Linked DNA regions of Homo sapiens: region 2 is linked to region 1. A link is an interaction called in ENCODE POLR2A ChIA-PET data of the cell type or tissue named here. Cell type or tissue: K562. All regions are shown on one strand.

Evidence for each region. ChIA-PET counts read pairs that join two places held together with the same protein. Peaks named below come from ENCODE experiments on the same cell type or tissue, not always from the same donor. Only the 100,000 strongest peaks of a DNase experiment are listed, where the experiment ranks them.
Region 2: POLR2A ChIA-PET joins it to region 1 with 5 read pairs; 4 of 35 experiments call an interaction of 5 or more read pairs at or near these places.

Annotation. Positions count from the first base shown.
Region 1 is chr20:43,512,766-43,515,265 of GRCh38, forward strand. It overlaps L3MBTL1 (L3MBTL histone methyl-lysine binding protein 1), which reads left to right. Exons shown (of 22, transcript NM_001377303.1): 2 at 711-874; 3 at 1,073-1,296; 4 at 1,870-2,011; 5 at 2,244-2,394. The coding sequence starts at 739. Among named protein-coding and RNA genes, the nearest start is that of L3MBTL1, 6.3 kb to the left of the region's middle. RefSeq lists a silencer at 2,009-2,098. In K562, a CTCF peak has its summit at 1,774; DNase peaks (open chromatin) are centred at 1,466 and 2,044; H3K4me3 peaks cover 1,422 bases.
Region 2 is chr20:43,675,893-43,678,392 of GRCh38, forward strand. All of the region lies in intron 2 of MYBL2 (MYB proto-oncogene like 2), which reads left to right. Among named protein-coding and RNA genes, the nearest start is that of MYBL2, 10 kb to the left of the region's middle. RefSeq lists an enhancer at 2,018-2,500. In K562, no CTCF peak of the experiment used is centred here; a DNase peak (open chromatin) is centred at 1,349.

The DNA of each region.
Region 1 (2,500 bases):
TTTTCTTTATGTCTTTACCTGTTGAATGAACTCTGTGAAATGCTTCTACTGCCTTTGCGTTATTAAAACAAAATCACGTACTGACTTGACTGCGTCTTCGTACACTATGTCTCTGCTCTTCAGATGCATACATTTGTTCAGCAGATGCTTGAGTGCCCACCCTGTGCTTGGGGTTGGAGGGAGTGGTGGACAGGGCCATAAAAGAACATGATCAGGAAAGATCCCACCTCCCAGGAAGATGAACCCTGTATGGGTGAAGGAAAACCTGGTACTTGAGGTCTCTGAATCCCCAGAGGGAGGAGGGAGTGATTCCAGTGGGGATAGAGGTGGGGTCAAGAAAAAGGTGAGTTTGGATGTGGCCTGGGCTATGTCCTGGAGACAACTGGCCACACAGAACCTTGACCTGAGTCATGCTCCCCAGAGTCAGTTTTGTACATCACAGTTTACAAAGTACCCTCACACATGCCACCCTACCCATCCTTACCATCCTTACAGAGACTGGGGAGGTGCAGGGCCTGGCCAGAACAGGAGCCAGACCTGATGCTGGTCTCTGAAGACACCCTACTCCCCACAGGACTGAGGCCTTTCTCTGCAGGTCACGGGTTTGAAGGTGGCTAGCTTCTCAAAGAAGCCCCATCCCTTCACATCTCCATTGCTGCTGTAACAAAGGTCCCCACCTGATCACCCTGGGGGCTATGTTTGGCTTGTAGGCCTGCCAGGATGGAGGGGCATGCTGGGATGGAGGGGCATGCTGAAATGGAGATGCTGAGGACACTGAAGGGGCCTTCCACAGGGGAGGTCAGCATGCACTTGGTGGCCGGAGACAGCCCCGGTTCTGGTCCTCACCTGCCCGCAACTGCCTTCATCATTCCAGGTGAGTCAAGCTAGGGTAGGAGTCTGGGAAGGAAGAGCATCTCTGTACCTGCTCAAGCAAGTGTGGATCCTGGAGAGGGGATGACCGTTTTCACTGTCCTCCACCTGCCTTCCTTCACATGCCTACACATGCATGGCCGGATTGAGGTAGGGCCACTAGACTCACCTGTGTCGTGTCTATTTGTATATCTGTTTACAGCCAGTTCGGCCACCCTCGGCCTGCCCAGCAGTGCCCTGGATGTGTCTTGCTTTCCCCGGGAGCCAATCCATGTGGGTGCCCCGGAGCAAGTGGCCGGCTGCGAACCAGTTTCTGCCACCGTCCTGCCGCAGCTTAGCGCCGGGCCGGCCAGCTCCAGCACCAGCACAGTGCGGCTTCTGGAATGGACAGAGGCCGCGGCCCCGCCCCCAGGGGGCGGCCTGCGGGTCAGTGTCTGTGGGGATTGGCTAAGCCTCGTAAACCGCAGCCATGGGGCGGGGCTTGCAGGCCCGGAGGCTGGACCTGAGACGGAAGTGGGGGAAGCTGGCTCAGATGATGGGCCCTAGGGGTGGGCTTTGAGTGAGGGACTCTCGGGGCGTGGCTTGAGTTGAAGCACTCCTAGGCCCTGGGGACTATGGGGGCGTGGCTTGGAGTGAGGCACTCTGGGACTGGGCCTGTGGGTGTCTGGGGGCGTGGCTTAGACTGGGGCACCCTGAGTGGGCCTGTGTTAGTTTGGGGGCGTGGCTTAGAGTGGGGTACCGTGGGACTGGGCCTGTGGGAGCCTGGGGGCGTGGCTTAGAGTGGGGCACCCTGGGACTGGACCCCGCAGGTGCTTGGGGGCGTAGCCTGGAGTGAGGGTTTGGCTGGTGTAGCTTGGAGTGAGGCCCCCTGGCGTGGAGTCTTGAGGCCTGCTGAGGGCGTGAGCTGGCATGAGGCGAAGAGAGGGCCATGGCACCGACTCCGAGATGGGTCAAGGACCCGTACGGGAGTCGCAATCCTCAGACCCTCCCGCGCTCCAGTTCCGGATAAGCGAGTATAAGCCGCTGAACATGGCGGGAGTGGAGCAGCCCCCGAGCCCCGAGCTGCGGCAGGAAGGCGTGACCGAATACGAAGATGGCGGGGCCCCGGCGGGAGATGGCGAGGCGGGCCCCCAACAGGCGGGTAGGAGCCCCGCTCCCCAGGCCCTGAGCTGGGCCCTGTGCGGGTGGGGCGAGGCCTGAGCCCCAGAAGGTTCGGGGGCGGGGCCCGGGGTGGTCCTGGGGTGGAGAAGGCTGGAGGAGGCCATCCGATGCGGAGATGGACCGAGGCGGAGGCAGGGCCTGAGGGGGCGTGGGCGGAGCCTGAGTGTGGCTGCGATGGGGAGGGAGGCCTGAGGCCCATTTGGCCCCCGCAGAGGACCACCCCCAGAATCCTCCAGAAGATCCCAATCAGGACCCCCCAGAGGATGATAGCACCTGTCAGTGCCAGGCGTGCGGGCCTCACCAAGCCGCGGGTCCAGATCTTGGTTCCTCTAATGATGGCTGCCCTCAGCTGTTCCAGGAGCGGTAAGGGGAGGAGGTCGCAGCCCTACTTGCTCTACCTTCAGCCCCCAAAGCCTCATTCCTGTTCAGGGGTTAGGAGAGGGGCTGGGTGGTGCAGGGCGGGTGGTTC
Region 2 (2,500 bases), 160 kb after region 1:
CGTGGTACCCAATAGGTAGTTTTTTTTTTTTTAAGGCAGTCTCTCTCTGTTGCCCAGGCTGTAGTGCAGTGGTGTGATCTCAGCTCACTGCAACCTCTGCCTCCTGGGTTCAAGCGATTCTCCTACCTCAGCCTCTCAAGTAGCTGGGATTACAGGCACGTGCCACCACGCCTGGTAAATTTTTGTATTTTTAGTAGAGACAAGGTTTCTACTTGTCTCTACTAAAATGTTCACCAGGCTGATCTTGAACTCCTGACCTCAGGTGATCTTCCCACTTCAGCCTCCTGAAGTGCTGGGATTACAGGCGTGAGCCACTGCACCCAGCCCCAATAGGTAGTTTTTTGATCCTCATCCTCCTCCCACCCTCCACCCTCCTCCCACCCTCCACCCTCAAGTAGGCCCTGGTCTCCTTGTTCCCTTCTTCGTGTCCATGTGTATTCAGTGTTTGGCTCTTACTTATAGATGAGAATATGCGGTATTTGGTTTTCTGTTCCTGTGTTTGCTTAGGATAATATGTTTTGCCTGTTCTTGAATCTTCTATAAATGAAATCATACGGTTACATTCTTTGCGTCTGGCTTTTGCTCAGCATTGTGTTGGGTGATTCAGTAACTTGTCCTTTTCTATCACTGGATAGTAGTCCATTGTATGGGTATACCACACAGCGTTTCACCTGTTGATGGATGTTTGGACTGTTTGCAGTTTTTGGCTATCGTGTATAGCGCTACCTTGAAGATTCTTGCATAAGTCTTTTTGCAAATACATGTTTCCCTTTCTTTTGGGAAGATAGGTATGGTCATGGGGTAGGTGTATGTTTAGTTTTACAGAAACTGCCTTTTTCTTAATGGATTGTACCATTTTAGACTTCTACTGGCCTTTTTATTTTACCTCAGTTTTTCTTAGTGTCTTCAGTTCTTCAGTGTTTTTTGTTTTGTTTTGTTTTCAACCCATAGTTAACATCATAGATGTCTTTAATTTTAGGATTGGGTTTTTTTTTTTGTATTGTATTATTTGTATTGCTTTTGTTTTTTGTTTTTAAATAGAGAAGAGGGTCTTGCTATGTTGCCCAGGCTGGTCTCCTGGGCTCAAGCAATCTTCCTGCCTTGGCCTCCCAAAGTGTTGGGATTACAGGCAGAAGCCACCATGACTAGCTTGTTTTGTTTTTTCTAAAACTTGCTGTGTGAGTGGTAAACTCCTTTTAAATCATGAAAGATGTTTTTCCAGATGCGTGCTAAGCAAACCTTTTCTGCTCATCCTGTTGTGGACCAGGGACTATATTTGGCTCTTGTGGGCTTAGAAGAATAAACAAGACCAAGTTCCTACCCCAGAGCAGATTTCTCTCTGGAATGGAGAGATAAGACCGTGTGCAGGTCCCTGGAATGTGCTGTGGTCATCCGCGGCACCGGTAGGATCAGTGTCTGTTGGTGCTCACTGTTGTAGCTCTGGGCACCTGCTAATTGTAAGATGAGTGGATGGCAAGTACCTTTAGAAGGAGAGATTACTGCTGCCTGAAGAGGTTAAGGAAACTTATGTGGAGAAAGTGACCTTTGAGCTAAGGATGAGGATTTGGAAATTTAGCAGTGAGGGAAGACCTACAGTGTGCAAAAAGTGGGTAAGTCAGATCAGGAAAGGGGCTATAGGTGGAGAAAAGCCAGTACAGGAGGCCAGTTTGGTGGGAGGGAAGGGTCCTTGAAGGGGAGAAATGGTTGACGGAGATGGCCGCCCGGCCACCCCTACTGGGAAGTGAGGAGCCCCTCTGCCTGGCCAGCCGCCCCGACTGGGAGGGAGGTGGGGGGGTCAGCCCCCTGCCTGGCCAGCCACCCCGTCCGGGAGGTGAGGGGCGCCTCTGCCCGGCCGCCCCTACTGGGAAGTGAGGAGCCCCTCTGCCCGGCCACCACCCCGTCTGGGAGGTGTACCCAACAGCTCATTGAGAACGGGCCATGATGACAATGGCAGTTTTGTGGAATAGAAAGAGGGGAAAGGTGGGGAAAAGATTGAGAAATCGGATGGTTGCCGTGTCTGTGTAGAAAGAGGTAGACATGGGAGACTTTTCATTTTGTTCTGTACTAAGAAAAATTCTTCTGCCTTGGGATCCTGTTGATCTATGATCTTACCCCCAACCCTGTGCTCTCTGAAACGTGCTGTGTCCACTCAGGGTTAAATGGATTAAGGGCGGTGCAAGATGTGCTTTGTTAAACAGACGCTTGAAGGCAGCATGCTCGTTAAGAGTCATCACCACTCCCTAATCTCAAGTACCCAGGGACACAAACACTGCGGAAGGCCGCAGGGTCCTCTGCCTAGGAAAACCAGAGACCTTTGTTTACTTGTTTATCTGCTGACCTTCCCTCCACTATTGTCCTGTGACCCTGCCAAATCCCCCTCTGCGAGAAACACCCAAGAATGATCAATAAAAAAATAAATAAAGAAAGAAAGAAAGAAAGAAAAAAAAAAAAAAAGAAAGGATACACTGGGGCTGATTCCTCGAGGGCCTTGAATGTTGGG